5 separate regions of the Homo sapiens genome follow, and all the other regions are linked to region 1. Evidence: chromatin contacts called from ENCODE Hi-C or POLR2A ChIA-PET data. All regions are on one chromosome and are shown on one strand. The core of a region is the stretch at or near the end of the contact, and the rest is flanking DNA. Distances in the headings are between cores, read along the strand shown.

The links. Hi-C counts contacts between places; a loop is a spot of excess contacts on that map. ChIA-PET counts read pairs that join two places held with the same protein, here RNA polymerase II (POLR2A). Pooled maps may share reads with other maps.
Region 2: a pooled map shows a loop between it and region 1 (3-fold over the local background). The contact joins the enhancer-like site here to the promoter of SLC38A2 in region 1. A Hi-C loop is called at or near these places in 6 of 37 single-sample maps with no recorded cell type and 5 of 50 pooled maps. POLR2A ChIA-PET finds 5 or more read pairs at or near these places in 1 of 52 experiments (activated CD8-positive, alpha-beta T cell).
Region 3: a loop to region 1 is called in a map of PC-9, with 5 times the contacts of the local background. The contact joins the enhancer-like site here to the promoter of SLC38A2 in region 1. A Hi-C loop is called at or near these places in 2 of 168 maps with a recorded cell type or tissue (PC-9 and naive thymus-derived CD4-positive, alpha-beta T cell), 1 of 37 single-sample maps with no recorded cell type and 8 of 50 pooled maps. POLR2A ChIA-PET finds 5 or more read pairs at or near these places in 1 of 52 experiments (activated T-cell).
Region 4: a pooled map shows a loop between it and region 1 (2.1-fold over the local background). The contact joins the enhancer-like site here to the promoter of SLC38A2 in region 1. A Hi-C loop is called at or near these places in 3 of 37 single-sample maps with no recorded cell type and 6 of 50 pooled maps. POLR2A ChIA-PET finds 5 or more read pairs at or near these places in 2 of 52 experiments (CD8-positive, alpha-beta memory T cell and H1).
Region 5: a pooled map shows a loop between it and region 1 (6-fold over the local background). The contact joins the promoter of PCED1B here to the promoter of SLC38A2 in region 1. A Hi-C loop is called at or near these places in 1 of 168 maps with a recorded cell type or tissue (chondrocyte) and 14 of 50 pooled maps. POLR2A ChIA-PET finds 5 or more read pairs at or near these places in 2 of 52 experiments (MCF 10A and activated T-cell).

Annotation. Positions count from the first base shown.
Region 1 is chr12:46,370,407-46,374,491 of GRCh38, reverse strand. It overlaps SLC38A2 (solute carrier family 38 member 2), which reads left to right and starts at 1,719. Exons shown (of 16, transcript NM_018976.5): 1 at 1,719-1,983; 2 at 3,113-3,314; 3 at 3,635-3,716; 4 at 3,865-3,980. The coding sequence starts at 3,199. It overlaps SLC38A2-AS1 (SLC38A2 antisense RNA 1), which reads right to left and starts at 1,709. Exons shown (of 2, transcript NR_187299.1): 1 at 1,630-1,709; 2 at 714-1,179. RefSeq lists enhancers at 1,160-1,219, 1,900-1,979, 1,837-2,540, 2,230-2,559, 2,640-2,789 and silencers at 1,470-1,809, 2,010-2,209.
Region 2 is chr12:47,315,116-47,319,200 of GRCh38, reverse strand. No RefSeq gene overlaps it. Among named protein-coding and RNA genes, the nearest start is that of LINC02416, 37 kb to the left of the region's middle. Within about 2 kb of position 1,905, at least 4 of the 41 ENCODE cell types and tissues checked have a DNase peak (open chromatin) inside an H3K27ac peak, as active enhancers do.
Region 3 is chr12:47,267,327-47,271,411 of GRCh38, reverse strand. No RefSeq gene overlaps it. Among named protein-coding and RNA genes, the nearest start is that of PCED1B-AS1, 53 kb to the right of the region's middle. RefSeq lists enhancers at 1-616, 2,957-3,006. Within about 2 kb of position 2,336, at least 3 of the 41 ENCODE cell types and tissues checked have a DNase peak (open chromatin) inside an H3K27ac peak, as active enhancers do.
Region 4 is chr12:47,191,173-47,195,257 of GRCh38, reverse strand. The region is part of intron 2 of PCED1B (PC-esterase domain containing 1B); the gene reads right to left. Among named protein-coding and RNA genes, the nearest start is that of MIR4698, 5.4 kb to the right of the region's middle. Within about 2 kb of position 1,982, at least 4 of the 41 ENCODE cell types and tissues checked have a DNase peak (open chromatin) inside an H3K27ac peak, as active enhancers do.
Region 5 is chr12:47,077,672-47,081,756 of GRCh38, reverse strand. It overlaps PCED1B (PC-esterase domain containing 1B), which reads right to left and starts at 2,136. Exons shown (of 4, transcript NM_138371.3): 1 at 2,032-2,136. It overlaps AMIGO2 (adhesion molecule with Ig like domain 2), which reads left to right and starts at 1,798. Exons shown (of 3, transcript NM_001370299.1): 1 at 1,798-2,295; 2 at 2,509-2,615; 3 at 2,692-4,085. The coding sequence starts at 2,755.

The DNA of each region.
Region 1 (4,085 bases), core at 470-2,969:
GATTGTTATCAGTTGAAACCTAATATAAAGAAACTTCCTGGGACTCCTCTCTAACCTACCACTACCAAGATTGTTGTGACAAGAAGAGTTGATTGATTTTATTGGGGAATGTATGTGGAAGGAAGATAGTTTTTTCAGCCCTAATTGTGTGTCAAATTCCAAACCTGCCCTTGGGGAGTTCACAATCTTTGGGCAGATGATACTACAAATAGTCTGGAACGATTTTGAGTGCATGACAGCACGGATTTTTAAAAGTCCGTCACCATATTGTTTTAGAAAATAGTACCTGCAAAAAGAGGGCTGAGTACGGAGGGATTAAGGCATGCGGGGCGCTTTCCTGTGGCTCGAAGACTAAGCCTTGCATGACAGCGGCATTTAAGGGGATGAGAGGAGATTGGACACCAAAGCAAGAATGGCTATTATTTAAGACTGGCCTGAACAGAGTAGAAGGTTTGCGGTAGGGAAGACTGGCCTGAACAGAGTAGAAGGTTTGGGGTAGGGAACACAGGAGTGTGATGGGGGAAATCGGGACCTCGCTTGTCAATCATAAACACTGGTGCAGGCGAGGGCACCCGAAGCCTCACGTGCGGCGGAAATAGGCAGTTGTACGGATTTCCTCAGTAAAACATTGAAAGCAAAAACTGCGATCACACCCAGCCCTTTCCTCTATGCCCTGCCCAATTTCTCCCAAGTCCCCAAAAGGAAGAGAGCAGTAGGTCAAACTTGTTTATTCATTCATTCCATGAACATTTCTCTCTCCTAAGGGGTCTTTGTTTCCTGCAAGGGAGTGAGTCTTGCCTTTCCCGCAGCACCAATTTTTCCACAGCGAAGGGTCCCCCTAGTTGCCTGGCTCAGCAAGACCACACACATCACCATTGAAGGGAAAGGACCAGGCTCCGCAGAAAGCGCCTCAGACCCGCATTCAGACAAGGCAGTGCCTTTGCCCGGGGCGGCGGTGGTGGGATAAGAGAAGCAACGTGTCAGCGAGTGGAAAACTGGGGACTCCCAAACGGCCTTAGGAGCGCCGGGCTCCCCACTGGGGCCTCTTTCTAAGGGGCCTGGCTTGCTGGCCAAAAGGTAGCCTTTCCGCTAGTCCAGTTTCCATGGCCGTACAAAAAGCACATCCCGAAAAGGAGCTGCTCGCCGACCTCCGGCTAGTTTTGAAGAGTGAAAGCAGGTCTAGGTGGAAAAGAAAGAACAACAAACCATCAGGACAACCTTGCTGCCTTGGCCCAAGTTTGTGAGACAAAACTTCACTGTAAATCACAAAAATAACAATCAAGAAAGTGTTTGGTGGGAGGGTGGTGTCCCCCAAAAGCCTTGATGTGTCCCCCGAAAGCAAGGACTGCTGGTGACTCGGACAGGAGAAAATTTTAAGGAGATGGCTCCTCAAAGACAACCGCATGTGTTGAGCACCAACCCTGGCTGAAAAGGATAGGCAGGGGAAGCATCTGGGGGTCTTTCCAGACTATCTAGAAAGCTGGAGAGAGTGGGCTTGGGCTTTGCGGGAGAGTCTTGGGGGCGCCTGCGGGCGGGGCTGGGCCGCGGGCGCGGGCCGCAGAGGGAGGGGCAGGGAGGCGGGGCCTAGGTCTGGGCGGGTCGGAGGCGGGGCCCAGGTGGTGTTGATACACAAAGAGAAGGCGCCCGGGCGGCCGCGGTCCCGCCCACTGACGCGTCCCCGGGGTGCCGCTATAACCCGCCGCTCGCAGGGCTGCTCCACAGCCGCGCGACGCCGCCGCCTTAGAACGCCTTTCCAGTACTGCTAGCAGCAGCCCGACCACGCGTTACCGCACGCTCGCGCCTTTCCCTTGACACGGCGGACGCCGGAGGATTGGGGCGGCAATTTGTCTTTTCCTTTTTTATTAAAATTATTTTTCCTGCCTGTTGTTGGATTTGGGGAAATTTTTTGTTTGTTTTTTATGATTTGTATTTGACTGAGAGAAACCCACTGAAGACGTCTGCGTGAGAATAGAGACCACCGAGGTAACGCGTGCGGGGGGGCGTCTGTGGGAAGGGCGCGGGGCCCGGGCGAGAGTGGGGGAGGGGCTTCCGGGAGGGGCCGCGCGGGAAGGCGGCCGCGGGGTCCGTTTCCTTTCGAGGCGGGCGTTGTCGGTTGGGCTGGCCAGCCTTCCACCCTGGCCCGCCGCGCGGGTGTCGCGCCCGCGACGTGGGTAGGAGAGCGGGCGCTGGGCGGGGGCCGCGTGCCTGCACGGTGCGGAGCCGCATCTTCCCATTAGGGGGAGGGGAGCTAGCCCGGCCAGCGGCTCTGCTGCGGCAAGTCTTGTGACTGATTTGCATTTAATAAAAAAAAAAAATTAAGTCCAGGGAGCCAGGAATCTGGGGGCGGCGGAGGTGGGCTTGGGCATGTATTACAGGAGAGGCCAAGATTGGGGAAGACGAGTTGGGAACATTTGACAATCGACGATCGATATTGCATCAGTTTTCTTTCCGGACATAGGAGGGGCTGGGCGGGCGTAGCACTCGCGGGCCAGCTGCCTGTGGACGGGTGTGCTTGAGGGCACTGGCGCGCGTGTGTAAACAAACCCCCAGCTCCCGGGGCCCGGGCGTTCGCCCCCCTCGAGAGAGGAGTAGTGTCGGCCCTTTCCGCCTCCTGGGGAAGGCTGTCTGCGGCAGAGGCATTTCTCCGTGTGGGGACTCCGGGCAGTAAAGGACAGATTACGCAGCATTGCTGTTCCAAATGCTAGAAACGGAAAGCCGTGCGCCTAGGTTGCATGCACACGAGCCAGGGTCGGGGCTGGATGTGTGCCCTGAGTGCCTGTGCAAGTTTGGAGCGACTGGGAAAAAGCAAAACAGAACCCCCCCTCGCCCCCTCCACTCCGACGAGGGACAATAGAGAGGGTGAAATACTGAAATCTGCCGGAGTAGGGGGCCTCGACGGCCGCAACACAGCGGTGGCATCATCTTTGTTCTCCCCGCGGCTCCGCCGTCTGTACTTTTCCGCCCCTCGGCGCGCCCCCGCCCCTCGCGCGCGGCTGGTACTTTTCCACTCGCCTGGCCTGGGATGAATCAGCCGCGCTGCGCCTCCGGGCGGCGTCACGTGACCGCGGCGGGCTGGCGCTGCGGTCCTGACGCGCCGCCTCTACTTTCGCAGGCCGACTCGCGGGCCGCTGCACCCACCGCCAAGGACAAAAGGAGCCCAGCGCTACTAGCTGCACCCGATTCCTCCCAGTGCTTAGCATGAAGAAGGCCGAAATGGGACGATTCAGTATTTCCCCGGATGAAGACAGCAGCAGCTACAGTTCCAACAGCGACTTCAACTACTCCTACCCCACCAAGCAAGCTGCTCTGAAAAGGTGGGAGAAGTTGTGACACTTTTGAAAAAACGGCTTGCATGGGTTGGGTTCAGGGAGTTACCTAGGACTCTGCTTCCATTGCTTTAATTTGCTATAGCATTTAGAGAAGGTGCGTAATCTCTGAAAGAGTATCCGATTATCTTGTTGTAATGACAAGATAGCTGGTGTGAAAGTCAACTCCTAGTTAATATTTATACATTAAGTAAAGATGTTGTATCAGAGCTATGCTGTTGGAGGGTATTTTATGTTAAAGCAGTCTTGTGTGTAATGATAGATATTTCAATCCAGTTTACAATTATATATGTCTATATTTTTTGCAGCCATTATGCAGATGTAGATCCTGAAAACCAGAACTTTTTACTTGAATCGAATTTGGGGAAGAAGAAGTATGAAACAGAATTTGTAAGTTAAAAATAGTAATTTGTCTGTCAGTGGCTTTATGGAGTAAAAGAATAGTTTTACTTTTAGAATTCAAATCTAACTTGCCCAAAGCTGGTTTTCTCCATTTAATTATTGTTATATGTTTGGTTATCGTTTTCCCTCTATGTAGCATCCAGGTACTACTTCCTTTGGAATGTCAGTATTTAATCTGAGCAATGCGATTGTGGGCAGTGGAATCCTTGGGCTTTCTTATGCCATGGCTAATACTGGAATTGCTCTTTTTATGTAAGTATGTGTAAGTAGTGAGTCTGCCATGCAGGGCAGTTACTATGGTAAAACATATTTTGGCTCCAGAAACTGAATTTACAGTTGGAGTAGCTGACTCAAAAG
Region 2 (4,085 bases), core at 656-3,155, 940 kb before region 1:
ACATGGTGACGGCATTATTCAAAGAGTGTGCTCTTTGAACACAATATAGGAAGCTGCAAGGCCTCTTGGGGCCTACGCTTGGAACTCATTCAATGCCAGTTCTGTGGTATTCTATTGACCAAAGCATGTGGCAAGGCCATCCCAGATTCAAGGTGACTCTACCCTTTTTTTTTTTTTTTTTTTGGTGAGAAGAAGTCTTGCTCTGTGGCCCAGGCTGGAGTGCAGTGGCAAATCTCGGCTCACTGCAACCTCCACCTCCCGGGTTCCAGCGATTCTCCTGCCTCAGCCTCCTGAGTAGCTGGGACTACAGGTGCATGCCACCTCACCTAACTAATTTTTGTATTTTTTAGTAGAGACAGGGTTTCTCCATGTTGGCCAGGTTGGTCTCGAACTCCTGACCTCAGGTGATCCACCCAGCTGGACTTCCCAAAGTGCTGGTATTACAGGTGTGAGCCACAGCACCCGGCCAACTCTACCTCTTAATGGGAGAAACTACAGAATATTATGGCCATTTTTACAATGTACTGTATTTCAGTAGAGAAAAACTGGGAGTAGGGAAGGAAAAAGATGGACAACTTTTACTTTTCACTTACGGAATTACGTTTTGTTTAAATTTTAAAAATTATGGATGCATATACACTACTTCTACAATAACAATAATGATAACACATTAAAATATGACTCCAAATATTTCTTGTATTATCTTAGTTACACGAGGATAATAATCTAATCCACTGATATTTTGAAGGACCCATGATTTTGAATCAAAACACCTAATTCAGGCTTTGTCTTTGAACCACCTCTAATTATAAGGCTAAATAATGGTAAATTTAATATGAAATCCTCCAGCATGGAGCTTGACACATAGCAAATGTTGGGTAAATCTGAATCTGAATGAGAAGATAGGGGCAAAAAAGATGTATGAATAATATAAAAATAACTTTAAAATCTGTTCTATTTATTTTTTGTTTTGTTTTCTGAGACAAGGTCTTGCTCTGTTACCCAGGCTGGAGTGCAGTGGTGCAATCATAGCTCACTGCAACTCCTGGGCTCAAGGGATCCTCCCACCTCAGCCTCCCAAGTAGCTGGGACCACAGGCACACACCACCAAGCCAGGCTAGTTGTCTTTATTTTTATTTTTAATAGAGACGAGGTCTCCCTGTGATGCCCAGGCTGGTCTTGAACTCCTGAACTTGAGTGATCCTCCTGTATCAGCCTCCCAAAGTGCTGGGATTACAGGCATGAGTCACTGTGCCCAGCCAAAATCTGTTCTATTAATTTAGTGTTTATAAAAACAACTTGCCAGCTTTTATTATGGCAACTTGAACTTTAATGGACAAGAAAAGAGATTTGATTTAACTTCATATACTTGCAGTTTGGACTGTTGGAGAAAATATTAACAGCATGTCCATTGCTGTAATGCAAGCTGGGAATTATAACCTAAGGCAGCATGAAGAGTGTTCTTAAATTCTAGTCCTGCAAGTCACCCATCTAATTAAGAAACCATATATCTTATGATACATGCCAGGAATTCTCCTTAGCTATATCAAGTGGAGCCTTGGGGAGACATCCACAGGAGCTATTTTTCAAAAAACCTTCTTTCTGGCTGGGTGCGGTGGCTCACGCCTGTAATCCCAGCACTTCGGGAGGCCAAGGCGGGCAGGTCACCTGAGGACAGGAGTTCAAGACCAGCCTGGCCAACGTGGTGAAACCCCGTCTGTACTAAAAATACAAAAATTAGCCAGGCATGGTGGCACCTGCCAATAATCCCAGCCACTTGGGAGGCTGAGGCAGGAGAATCAATTGAACCCGGGAGGAGGAGGTGGCAGTGAGGCGAGATCACGCCATTGCACTCCAGCCTGGGCAAAAGAGCGAAACTCCGTCTCAAAACCAAAACCAAAACCAAAACAAACAAACAACAAAACTTCCTTTTTTTAGCAGCTGCAGCACATATTAGCAAGTGGCAGAAAAGTGACCTCTTAATTTTGTTCAATAGACCCCATATTCAGTTTGTTCTTGTGCTTTTACCAGTACTTACTATTTCTCCAAATTAAAAATGGATAAATAGAAGCAATAAAAATATGTTAGAGAAATTCTTGCAGATCTTTTTTGGCTGATTTTCAATCCAGAATATGTTTTCCTAAAGTCTCACAAAGTATTTACAAGAACAGGCCTGCTATTTATTTAATGACCATTCGATGCCATCCTGACCTTTCCCAGGAAGGTCAAAGAGTAGCCTGTTATTTGAATGCCTAATTTAACTGGACAAAGGAAATTGCTTTCATAATTTCTACTTTGGCCTTCCTGATTGAACCAAATGTCAACTTTCCACACAATGTTCCCCAACAAACATTCTTATTCCTAATGCAACCAGATTAGATCAATCTGCATCTGTCTCCATTGTACCCTGGGATTGCATAAACTCTGGATACATATTTATTTTGTGGATTCATTTCCATGTTAATTGGAACGCAGTTTCCTGGAATTTCTTTTCTGAGTATGATAATCTTCTTACAGTCAGCATGATGGAAACAGCTGTGTGCTGTTTACTTTAAGGAGGATGGTGTTCCTTGCTCAGATGATCATTGGATATCCACTTTCTAGATCAAATATTGTATCTCCATTCTTTCTTATAGAATTATTAGAACATGTTAATTTATGGAGGACTTTCAAACTCAATTTTATTAGGCTACTGGTTTGGGGAGAGCATAGTACACAACAAAAATTATTGAAAAGCCATAATATTTAATTAAATCTCTGCTTTCTAAGTAGATTTTTAAAATCAACCTTATTTATTTATTTATTTATTTATTTTTGAAACAGTGTCTTGCTCTGTCACCCAGGCTGGAGTGCAGTGGCACAATCTCGGCTCACTGCAACCTCTGCCTCCTGGGTTCAAGCGATTCTCCTGCCTCAGCCTCCCAAGTAGCTGGGATTATAGGCTCGTGCCACCACGTCCTGCTATTTTTTGTATTTTTAGTAGAGACGGGGGTTCAGCATGTTGGCCAGGCTGGAAATCAACTATTTTTTAATTACAAAAGTTATATATGTAAAGTGCAGAAAATCTGGAAGTTTGACAATCCCACTATTGTTAACATTTTGATGGCTTTCTTTCATAAACACATAATAGATTTTTGTAAGATATTTTTATTCTGAGCAGATAAATACAGTATCAGTCCAAACACTTTTTCACCAGCCATCCGTCTAATCTAACTAAGGAGTTATTAGATGATAAAATAAAGCAGATTATTCAATCCAACATCAAACATGTTCTGAAGATTTACTATGTGCTCCACACTTTCTCCTCTCTGGGATGGGTGAGAAGAGCACAAAAATAAATAAGACACATCCTTGCTTTGTCAACATGATTAGCAACCAAGATAGAGTTGCTTTAGCCTCCACAGGTATATTGCCATTCCAAACACAGTCAGGCTTAATAAATAAAAATAGAATACATATTAGGTAGACAACTCAGTCTCTACCATGTCACCTGAGTTTAGCCATGCATGTCTCTTTAGGGCAACCATTTTATATATAAGAGATGTCTCAGCTTCCCTCCCTGGAAACTCTTCTCTTCCCTCTCTAGGATCAGACACATGCTCTCATCAGTACAGTTAAGGATCAGATGAGAGATGAATTGGGCTTTGTCAATTCCCATTCCCATTGTTGCTTACTATCTTATCAACAAAACTAAAACAAGCTTAAGGAAAAATGTTTCATCTATGTTAATTTTCTCTACTCCTTTTTGTCATAAAAATAAAATAAATTATTTTTCATATTGTCCCTTTCCTGTGTCCTCTTAATCTTTGTTTTTTGCACAAAATTGCAGTATGGTTTACTTTACTTTTGGGGTCCAATCCCAGGCTGAGGTCCTGACCCTTGAAATTCTTGAAAGCAGAGACACTCAACTACTGGCTGTTGTCAGATGCTGTGAGGACCTGAGCAGTTCTGGGTGAAAACCCAGATAGGGAAGTTGTTTCTCCAGTTGATGAACACACTGTAATTCTTATTTGGGACAGAAAAAAAGGTGTAGGAAGATGTTATGACTATGTAACAAATAGAAGCCTGGGCAACACAGGGAGACC
Region 3 (4,085 bases), core at 1,087-3,586, 900 kb before region 1:
ACAGACAGACTAAATGGCATAATTCATTCAGTAAGTATTTAAGGAGTGCCTACCCTATGCCAGGTCTGTGCTGGGCACTGGGATTCTGAGATGAACTAAATATGGTCCTTTCTTCAAAGTGTTCATAACTTAAAGGCAGAGACAAAGAAGAAAATGCACAATTAAAATTCTGTAGAGAAGAGGGGACTCAGAAGGGCATCTAACTTGGCCAGGATGAGAGAATAGGGGTGAAGCAGGGCAACTGAGAAATATTACCAAGAGTAAGTGACTCTTGAGTGGGTAAAGGGGAGAGAGGAGCTTCATGCAGCGATACCCCCCATTCAAAGGCATGAAGGCAGGAGAAGGCTCCCCTGAGTCAGTGGTAGCCATTAGTTCGGGGTTGGGGAAAAGAGGTGAAGAGATTCAGACTAAGAAGTTAGGTACAGAATAGATGGTGCTGGGCTTTGCACTTGAGCTTCACACTGAAGGCAGTAGGGAGCCCATGAAAGATTCTGCATTTTCTCTGGTTTGTGATCCAGGAGGGGTAGACAGGAGCTGGACAGAGGGCAGTCTATGCCAGATAAACCTGGACCAGGATCAAGGCAGAGCATTGCAGAGGAAAGGACAGATATGAGTAGCCATTTAAGGTGAATCAAATATGTTTTGTTTTGTTTGTTTGTTTGTTTGAGACGGAGTCTCGCTCTGTCGCCCAGGCTGGAGTGCAGTGCGTGATCTTGGCTCATTGCAAGCTCTGCCTCCCGGGTTCACGCCATTCTCCCTCCTCAGCCTCCCGAGTAGCTGGGATTACAGGCACCCGCCACCACGCTTGGCTAATTTTGTTTTTGTATTTTTAGTAGAAATGGGGTTTCACTGTGTTAGCCAGGATGTTCTCGATCTCCTGACCTCGTGATCTGCCCGCCTGGGCCTCCCAAAGTGCTGGGATTACAGGCGTGAGCCACCGCGCCTGGCCGATCAAATATGTTTTAAATGTAGATAATCTTACTTGCAGGGAAGCCCAGGCAGAAAAACTGGAGAAAAGAAAAACATGCCTCATTCCCTTCCTATGACATCCTGTTGTGTCTGAGCTTTATTACTACAAGGTGGGGACACAGACTTTTCTAATGATAGTGGGCTATTTAGCACTTAACTTTAATCAGACCTGGTGCTGAGGCACTTTACATGGAAGGGGATCAGAATATGCCACCCCAAAATATGCCACTTTAGTGTAAGGATTATTTTCAGCTGGAAGCAATTGAGAATCAACAGATGCAGAAAGAGTTCTTTCCTCTCCCCTTATCTGACTAAAAGCAGGGCACAAATTTGCCTTTGTGAAGGTGTTTCCTCTGTGCCAGTAAGGGAAGAACAACCCATCACCAGAGTCTAACCACTTCTTTGAGTTTCACTCCTTTTTTGTGAACTCCTGTGCATGTAAATATTAATAAAAATTTTGTGTCTGCTCTTTTGTTAGTCTGTCTTTTGTTAGGTTAATTTGCACGCCCCCAGCAAAAGAAGAGAGTAGAGGAAAAATTTTTCCTCCCCAACAACATACATCATCTCACTGAACCCTTATCCCTCTTAGTGCGGAAGGTACATACCCCATTTTTTAGATCCAAAAACAAAACTAAGGGATGTTAAGGGGCTGGTCCAAGGTCACGTAGCTAACAGGTGGCAGAGCTGGGATTTGTACCCATGCCTACACGACCACACAGCCTGAACATCCAGCAACTATCCTGCAATTCCAGTGTGTAGGAAACACAGTCTAACAGAGTTAGCAGACAGGGATTGGAGCAGCGTAAAATCCATATTCTAATTCTAGCCCCATTACTATCAACAAAATATTAATCATGTAAATATTTGTGTTGTTCTTTATAGTTCTGATAATAAAGTCATTGCTTCAGTGGTATGACCTTGAGTAAATCGTGTAACCCATCTGTGTCTTAATGTTTTCCCATGAATCAGCACATGGCTTTTAAATTCTTACTATGTTTTAAGTCCTATTCTAATTGGAAGACTGTAATCTTTTATTTTGTTTGAAATAAAATAGCAATGATTTTCACCCTCTTTGTGAGCCCACAAACAAAACAGTAGATATTTAAATTCTGTGGTTACAAGAAAATAAAACAGAAAGAAGTCCTTTCAGTTCTGCTAAATGCAAAATGAACATATATGCAGGCCAGGTGGGGAAGAGATGGGCTGCATTTTTGTCTTGGGCATTAACCAATGTAACTAAGTGGTCAATTGCTATAATTTGAAACAGGAAGGGAAGCAGAAGAACTCCTGTTGATGCTGTTATTTTAAGTAGGTGCATGGTCTATCCTTATCTGGGTAACTTGACTGTCTCAGGCTTGACTAAGCTGCAAGTTCCAAGTTGGTCATATTAACACTGTTTACCTAATCTCAAAGCTCTGAGTGGTCACCGAGGGAGTCCCTAGGAGAGTCATTGTTGATAGAGAGGGTGAGGAGGGAGTAAACTGTAGTTCCCCAGGCTTTTGGACAAGGCTTTTGTTGAGGGGATTCAGAGAATGGTGGGAGCAGAAGAGAGCCAGTGGAATGGAGACAGAGCTGAGGTGGGGAAGAAAGATGGAGCAAGACATAGCAGCTGCTGGCCAGGCACGGTAGCTCATGACTGTAATCCCAGCACTTTGCGAGGCCAAGGCAGGTGGATCACCTGAGATCAGCAGTCCGAGACCAGCCTGGCCAACATGGTGAAACCCCGTATCTACTAAAAATACAAAAAAACTAGCTGGGCGTGGCGGCGGGCGCCTGTAAACCCAGCTACTTGGGAGGCTGAGACAGGAAGAGGTTGCAGTGAGCCAAGATTGCGCCATTGCACTCCAGCTTGGGCGACAAGAGTGAAACTCCATCGCAAAAAAATAAAACAAACAAACAAAACGACATAGCAGCTGCTGCAGGAGAGAAATTTCAAAAAGTGGTGATGAGACATTTAGAAAGGTTTGGGTGTATGATATGTAAATTTCTCTTTCGTCTACAAACAAAATTGCAACAAAACTCTGCCTGGTTAAATGTTGTGCTGGTTATTTGACTGTTTGCCTCCAGATCCATCCTTTGTGTCTGCTCTGTATGTCTGACTGTTGCAAGCTATGATACCCAGGCTCTCTTGACCACCTGTTTTAGCCTCACTTAACCAGCGAGAGGTACTGTTGGAGATTGGAGGTTGGGAGGAAAGGGGAAGCCAAAGTATTTCTTGTCCTCTTTTTCTGCCATGGGAGGCATATCTGGCAGTAGCTGCCCTCCTCTGTGGCTCCAGCTCTTGCCTGAATATTTCTGTTATAATGCTAGTGTCTATCAAGGGACCCCCAGATCCTTCCTTTGTCTCTCCAGTCTTAAGGGTGGGTGGTGGCTTCCCACTTGCTAATCTTTGGGATGCCTCATCTACCCTAGTGACTATTTTAGCTCCTCTAACACCTTTATAATTAATTCTTCGTATTTAATATCTTCTATTTAATAACCTGATGGGACCCTGATCAATACAGAGGAGACGTACCTTTTTTCCTCTCCTGGTTTCTATAACGAGGGAGTTCTCCAAGCACATGTTTTGTTTCCCTTAGCCCTTTTATTCATCCCACCCCTAGGGCTCTGGAGTGAGTAATTGGATGGTAATTTTGGAAGAATCGCTGAGCATGTTGGGTCAGCTTTGCTGCTTCCTATTAGGAGTGGGCATTCCAAGAATGCACAGTATCTCTCTGTATTGCAAGTCTTGCCTGGGCAGGCCTGCTCTAGCCTAGCAAATGCCTGACTATGGGCAAGTCTGTCTGATTTTAGCCCACTTGACCACCAGACCTAAAACCTAGTCTTCTAGCCTGGCCTCTGCCGGTAACAAAGGTGATCCCCATTTGCTCTACCTTTGTTTTATTTCTTCAACTTGTTCAGGATGCAAGTGAGCAAGAAGAGTGCCATTTATTGTGGCTCCCTCCTTCAGAGACTTTAACATTATTCATCAATTCTTTCGGAACTGGATTTATGATTTTTTAAATATGCTATAGTAACAGAGAAGGCCTAAAGGTAGGGGTGTGTGGACTGAGCTGGTGAGACAATGCTTCCCTCCTTAGCAATTTCTGGGACTCGCCAGTTGATCCCACATGTGT
Region 4 (4,085 bases), core at 733-3,232, 820 kb before region 1:
TTTTGGGTTTAAGTGATTCTCCTGTCTCAGCTTCCCGAGTAGCTGGGACTACAGGTGTGTACCACCATGCTCGGCTGATTTTTGTATTTTTAGAAGAGACGGAATTTCGCCTTGTTGGTCAGGCTGGTCTCGAACTCCTGACCTCATGATCCACCCGCCTCCGCCTCCCAAATGCTGGGATTATAGGCGTGAGCCACCGCGCCCGGCCTACTTTTAGAAATATTTCTAAAGATGAATTCCAAAAGACTAAAACAGGCTTTTCTTCCCCCCTCTCATACAAGAACACATTTCTTCATTTAACAAGTTAAATATATAATACTAATAAATAATTCACAATACTCAAAATGAAGATAATAACTTTAAAGAAGAGGAATTATGAAACAGGATAAGTGGCCAGTGCTGTTTCTGAACACAACAATGCCATTTACTCTCGAATTTAGCCACACGGCACCTTTCTCTTCCTCATTAAAACCCTGGCCACATATTGCTGCTTCTGCCATCTAAGGTCTGTTCTTTAAATAGCACATGGAACTCCGACCGGTATGACCTTTCTTGTTGGCAGGTCATCTGAGGATATTAACTGGAGTACTTTGTCCCACAGTTCCCAGAAGAGCAGGAGACCTCAATATTCTAAGAAGCTTCACTGTTGAAAGTCTAAGTAGTTTGCCAAAAATGATTGATTTTCTTTACACTAAGGAAATTTCTCTTGTGTTTGCAATAAGTAGCTATCAAAGGGACATTTGTGGTTCTAAATTAGTTCCAGTACCTGTAAAGAGACCCATCCCAGCAAGGTGCGGTGGCTCACGCCTGTAATCCCAGCACTTTGGAAGGCCTAGGCAGGTGGATCACGAGGTCAGGAGTTCGAGACCAGCCTGACCAACATGGTGAAAGCCCATCTCTATTAAAAATACAAAAATTAGCTGGGCGTGGTGCTGCGCGCCTGTAATCCCAGCTATTCAGGAGGCTGAGGCAGGAGAATCACTTGAACCCAGCAGGTGGAGGTTGCAGTGAGCTGAGATCGTGCCACTGCACTCCAGCCTGGGCGACAGAGTGAGACTCCATCTCAAAATAAAAAAAGACCTATTCCTGAGAGGAGGCAGGCAGTGGGGAGACAGATGTGTTTCAGGAGCATGGAGGGAAGTTATCTGAAAAATGCTGGCTGCAAAGGGCAAGCGGCCACTCCTGCAAGGAGGTCTCAACACAGTATGACCAAGGGCCCTGCAGGTGGCAGAGCACAGCAAAAGCACAGCAAGAGCATGTGGTATTTATTCAAAGCCAAGGGAGGTAGGCAGGAAACCAGAATGCAGCTTAGTGAGGGCAAGAGCAAGGCAGGGCCCCAGCCCCAGCAAGACTGAGCAATGAAATGGCTTTAAAATAACAACAATCTGCAGTTATCAAAACTGGGGCCAAAATGGCAGACACCCTGAAATAAACTGGTGAAATGCAATCTTAAAACAGATGAACAGCAAATGAGCTAGAATCTTGGAGACTATTTGGTTGCCTCATATGATTTATAGGACTGGAGCAATGTTGCTGATCCTTATACTGAAATTTATGTCACGGGGAGAAAATATAATTCTAACTTACTAGAGAACCATGATTGAAGCTACTCAGGGCTGAGTGGGCAGAAGTATATCTTTGTCTCTGAGGGAAATTGTAAGACTTGCTTGTAGTTTATAAAAGTCATCCATAATTTTTAATCTTTTGTTTTGGGGGTCAGCCAAAATCCTACACCCTAACTATTGTAATCCAGGCGAGTGAAGGCAGTAATCTGAATTACCATGGTGATTGAGGGTTGGGGAGAAGGTGATGGGCTGAAACAATGACTGGAGTGGAAAGGGGGAAGGGGGCAGGAATTCAGGAATTGTGAGCAGGGAATTATTATAAAGAATGGTTCCCTGGTTTCTGCATTGGCTTGAACAACTCTGAGTGGACAGTGATGCTCATAGGAAGTGGGGACGGTCAGATGCCGGAATGCAAAATCCGGTCTCACTTTGTACTTCCTGTGTGAACCTGAGTCAGTTACTCAACCTCTCTGAGGATACAACAAATTTGAGAGTTCATATTTTGGTACATATGAGAGTCTATTAATTGTTAAGCCCTACAGTAAGTGATGAGAGTAATAAGACAAATAGAATACAGCTCTTGAATTCATTTTTTGCAGTCAGCTAGGAGAGACATGCAAAAACAATTAGCAAAATACAATGGGAGAAGCGCTAAAATATCTGTGTGCATAAAGCATTCAGTAAGCCCAGAATAATGTACTCTGCTTGCAAATATGGGGATAAGGAAGGTCTCATGTAGACGTGAGGAAAGAAGAATGGACATTGGAGCTAGGCTTGAATGAATAGTTTCACCAAAATACATTTTCTTTGTGATCTTAGACAAATTAATCTCTCCGAGCCTTAGTTTCCTCAGTTGGGGTTAATGATAGTACTTGTCTCAAGGAATGATGGTTAAATGAAATAATGCATGAAAAATCCTCAGCACAGTGCCTGTTACACAGCAAGAACTCCATGAATGTTTGCTATTTTTATTACCATTATTGCTATGGAGAGCCCTGGGAGTCAGTCAGCTCTGATGGACTCAATGATGTATCAAAGTCACAGCTAGTTAGTACCAGAGACTGGACCAGGATCCAGGCTGCCACTTTTATTCTCTAAAATGAAAGGAGAGCTCTGCCCTCGTCCAATTCCACTTTTTCCACTGAAGATTAAATTGGATTCTTTTATGTAAAGTGGACTCTCCAAGTGACTTTTCCCAAAGGAAAGTTTTGAATGAAATCATTTACCATTTGAATGAGCTCATATCCAAAAGGAGCACCCATTTGGATAGAGCCGATCAGTCTGCAGTATATACAATTTCACTTTGCTTACTGGTCATCTCCATTTTTTTTCCAGGCTACATATTTTTCTTATTTCAGCCTTCTAAACTCCCTGTTCTCTGCAGCCTATTTAATTGACTTTCATATCAAAGGAAAGTGAAAGCAAAAATAGGTTTTACTTATAATCAACATGCATTTACTGTTTGTCGTGATTTAGAAGCTCTTTGCTGGCACTATGGAAAGAGGCAAAAAAAAAAAAACAAAAAAAAAAAGCGTAGCCTCCATTTTTGAAATAGTTAAAGCAAGCCAGATCCACATAAAATAAGAAAACAGTAATTCTAGAACAATGTATAGATATTCTACAGTGATACGGGGTGGATTGAATACATTTATACAAAGGAGGCAAATTAAATTGGTGTTCTATTGAGTTGGAGTTAATGAGGATGTACAGAGAGAAAACAGTCAATCATTTCTGTGGCAAGCGCCATGTTAGGTGCTCCTATAGAGTATCTAAAGAAAATGATGTCTGAGTTAGCTCAAGAAAATGGTAATGGACTCAGATTGGCAAAGAGAAAGGCAGGCAAGTGGTTCTCATCAGAATCACCAGGTCCTTAAAAAAAAAAGCACAACACAACAAAACAAAAAAACCAAAAAAACCCCAAAACTTTTGTGTCCAGGCCGCACCCTCAGCGATTCTGCCTCAATTCCTCAGGGTGAGCAGCCCAGGTGTCCAGCTTTATGAAGGTTCCCAGGGCAATCTATTTTGCAACCTGGGCTGAAAACCTCTGCTTTAGGGCAAAGGCTGGATGATGACTATGCCCAAGTCCTGGGTGGAGAGAGGCAGGCCTGCGGTATTTCTTCTTCCGGATTGCAATGGAAACATGACTTCCCCCAATTTGCCTAGGATGAGAGTAAAGTGAATGCATTGGGTTGTGAACATGTGAACGTTTGCCTGGGGAGGGTCAAGGTGAGGATTTGGGAGAAATAATCTTTTGAGATCTTATAGAACTGCTGAATGCTGACACTGGGGTATAGAATTAGGAAGAAACTTAGAGATTTTAAACAAAAATAGTGGTCTCTGAGGAATTAAATGTATGGAGTCGTAAAGCTGGCAGAAGATAAAGGAGTGAAAAAAGTCTGGAAACAGACAGCTCAGGGCTTTAGGGTCAGTGGTGTCCCTTTGTAAAAACTGCTTCAATTCAACCTCATTTGTAAATGGGCATACTCATAGTAGCCCTGTGTGTCTGTTGGGAAGGTGATG
Region 5 (4,085 bases), core at 887-3,386, 710 kb before region 1:
AAAAACCTGGTCATTTATTAGTCATTTAAAAAATATTCCTCTGAGCGATTTTAATTCTATTCCTCTGTATTAACTATTCTAACTCTATAAAATTGAAGTCCTGGAGACCAAGCTTTTGAGAATCCCAGGAAGTGTGGCCTAATACTAGAAAATCTCAACTTCTGCCTCTCCCCTTTAAGTACACAGTAAGAAATGCTTGCATGAAGCATTTTAGGCTGTGTTCTTATGATAAAATTCAACTTTCATGAAATAAATTAATCTGAATCAAGTTGTCCTCATCTGAAAATGCCTAGATTTATTAGTGCTAGCCCGGCTTTATTCCACAAACAATTCTATTTAAATTAGGTGTTGGTCTAACAAATCTGCCTGACCACAGCAATGACTCACGGACCATGTAGGAAACAACTTTCACTAAATTCAAGATTGCTCAAGTGAAAAGGTGCGCGGGGGAGGGGAGGAAGAGTTGGTTGTCCTCATCATTTTTATTTTTAAGTAATATTACAAGTTATCTATCCTGCCCCAACTGTTTCCTCAATTTGGTTGCTTTTCATTCCACTGTGGTTGGCATCTTTTGTCAAGGCAGTAATTTATTTCTTTTAATCCGGATATAATGGCCAAATGGGCGATCTGACTCACTCAAATCCCATCGTTAAAACTTATCTTGGAATTAAACAAAAATGGATTTTTAATCGTAGAGCTCATCAGCCTCATAGTCTCCACCTCATTTCTGAATGGCCTTGTTCGGCTTGCACCTTCTGTGCTTGCTGAACCAAAGCGCGCTGGTCGGCCGCGGCATCTCCGGAAGGGATGAAGAGCCTCCGCGCACACGCCCCTTACTTCCCTGTCCCGCACGCGCCACGAGCACGCTTGCAAAAGACGGGGAGGTGGCGGGGACAGAGACAGAGGAAATGAGAGAGAGAGAACGAAAGAGAAAGGAGAGAGAGGGAGAGAGAGAGGGAGAGAGAAGAGGGGAAGGAGAAGAGAGAAAAAAGAAAAAAAGGTCTGCTCTGGGATTATTATTATTATTTGGGTTAATACTCTTATCTTTGCATTCCAGCCGGAAGGTCGGCTCCAAGCCTTCTTTCCTGCCCTCCTCCTTCTTGAATTGGACACCATCCCTGTTGCCGCCTCCTGAGTCAGGAAAGGGATAGAACTTTCCCAGGGAGGTGAGGGGTGTCCCCGTGGCGATTTCCCGGTTACTTCCTCCCAGCAGATATCCCTGTGGAGAGGAAACGTTCCCGACTTCCCTCCCCGCGACCTCCTCCCTAGAAACGAGCGGAGACGTCAGGCTGCTTCTGGGTTTATTTTGTAAACCCAGACAGTCAACTGCACTTGGCGCAGGCAAAGCCTCCTTGGCCCTTGCCCCAAAGCAAAGCTCTAAGAGGTCCGGGGATTCCTTGGCCTGGGTGGGGAGAGAGACGTGACCTGTGCGGCCGCCGCGAAGTGGGTCTCCAAGGGTGAGACCCCTCCCTCGGTGGCTGGGCGTGTCCCCTTTAGCCTTCCTGGACCCCATTACCGCCCGGCTTGGAGCTGGACGAAGGGACGTAATTGGTAGGCGAGTGGGTTGGGCATCTTGACTCAAGGACCAGAGTCTGGGCCTCTGGTGTGGACCCCTGCCCCCTCCCCGCTCTGCGCGGCCGTTCTAGAGGTCCGGGTGGGAGCTGGAGGAGGAAAGCGGGAGGAGGCGGCGAGGCCGCGGGGCGGTATGAGGGGGCGCCGGCCGCCTCTCGGATTGGCTGCGCCGCCGCCCCCTCCGCATCGCGCGCCCCCCACCACGCGCCCAGCCTGCTCCCTCCCGCAGGCTCCGAGCTGCTGCCCGCAGGAGGCAGGACGCGCAGGGGTGGGACCGGCGCCCCAGCCCGTCTCCCGGCCCCGGGCGCGCGGGAACCCCGGGTCCTGCAGCCTCCCGAGTGCGGAGAGGCGGGGCCGCCCGCTGCCGCCCGGCTGCCTGCGCCCCCTCCCGCGGCCCCGGCTCTGGGAGCGGGGCGCCCCGCGCGCGGGCACACGGCGGCCAGAGCGCCGAGGCGGTACCTTCAGCCTGCAATGAGAGGAACCCGGGAGAGCCCCCGGGAGCCAGCGAAGAGCTTGGCTGCTGCGTCCAGGGCTGCTGCTGCCGCCGCGGCTGCTTGAAACTCCTCAAAGTTGAGAGCCGGCTAGAGGGTGCCGCCCGCCGGGAGCCGGAGGGAAAGGAAGTCGGAAGGTGCAAGAGTGACAGACACGGACAGACGGACGCGCAGACCTTCGGAAGGCACTGCGTAGGCAGCCTCCCCGGAGCCCACGAGGCTCCCCAGCACCGTGAGTTTTTTCCTGGATGGGTGGTTGCTAAGTATTTCCGTTTAATTGTTTGTAGCGTACGTTTGCGTATAGTTGTGTCTGTTGGAGGGAGTTTAAAACAACAACAACAACAACAACAACGCAGGATGCACCTTAGGAAAAAATTGAGTTTCTGATGGTGGGTGAGACGGTGGGTTGTATGGAGAGAATGTGACTGTACATTTTTATAAGCAGGACTAACCCAGGAAAGAGGAAAAAATACATTTAACAGTGAAGAGGCAACACAGAGCTCCCTATTGTGAAATAAAACCCATTTCAAAAGTTATTGGAAAGAAAGTAAGGTATGGCTCTTATGGGTTAACTAGTGGTAGTCAGTTTCTGCTTTTTACTCCCTCTGAATTATTAATTGTTTGCCAGGTTCACTGGTGGGAGGCTGAGCCGGTGGAAAAGACACCGGGAAGAGACTCAGAGGCGACCATAATGTCGTTACGTGTACACACTCTGCCCACCCTGCTTGGAGCCGTCGTCAGACCGGGCTGCAGGGAGCTGCTGTGTTTGCTGATGATCACAGTGACTGTGGGCCCTGGTGCCTCTGGGGTGTGCCCCACCGCTTGCATCTGTGCCACTGACATCGTCAGCTGCACCAACAAAAACCTGTCCAAGGTGCCTGGGAACCTTTTCAGACTGATTAAGAGACTGGACCTGAGTTATAACAGAATTGGGCTTCTGGATTCTGAGTGGATTCCAGTATCGTTTGCAAAGCTGAACACCCTAATTCTTCGTCATAACAACATCACCAGCATTTCCACGGGCAGTTTTTCCACAACTCCAAATTTGAAGTGTCTTGACTTATCGTCCAATAAGCTGAAGACGGTGAAAAATGCTGTATTCCAAGAGTTGAAGGTTCTGGAAGTGCTTCTGCTTTACAACAATCACATATCCTATCTCGATCCTTCAGCGTTTGGAGGGCTCTCCCAGTTGCAGAAACTCTACTTAAGTGGAAATTTTCTCACACAGTTTCCGATGGATTTGTATGTTGGAAGGTTCAAGCTGGCAGAACTGATGTTTTTAGATGTTTCTTATAACCGAATTCCTTCCATGCCAATGCACCACATAAATTTAGTGCCAGGAAAACAGCTGAGAGGCATCTACCTTCATGGAAACCCATTTGTCTGTGACTGTTCCCTGTACTCCTTGCTGGTCTTTTGGTATCGTAGGCACTTTAGCTCAGTGATGGATTTTAAGAACGATTACACCTGTCGCCTGTGGTCTGACTCCAGGCACTCGCGTCAGGTACTTCTGCTCCAGGATAGCTTTATGAATTGCTCTGACAGCATCATCAATGGTTCCTTTCGTGCGCTTGGCTTTATTCATGAGGCTCAGGTCGGGGAAAGACTGATGGTCCACTGTGACAGCAAGACAGGTAATGCAAATACGGATTTCATCTGGGTGGGTCCAGATAACAGACTGCTAGAGCCGGATAAAGAGATGGAAAACTTTTACGTGTTTCACAATGGAAGTCTGGTTATAGAAAGCCCTCGTTTTGAGGATGCTGGAGTGTATTCTTGTATCGCAATGAATAAGCAACGCCTGTTAAATGAAACTGTGGACGTCACAATAAATGTGAGCAATTTCACTGTAAGCAGATCCCATGCTCATGAGGCATTTAACACAGCTTTTACCACTCTTGCTGCTTGCGTGGCCAGTATCGTTTTGGTACTTTTGTACCTCTATCTGACTCCATGCCCCTGCAAGTGTAAAACCAAGAGACAGAAAAATATGCTACACCAAAGCAATGCCCATTCATCGAT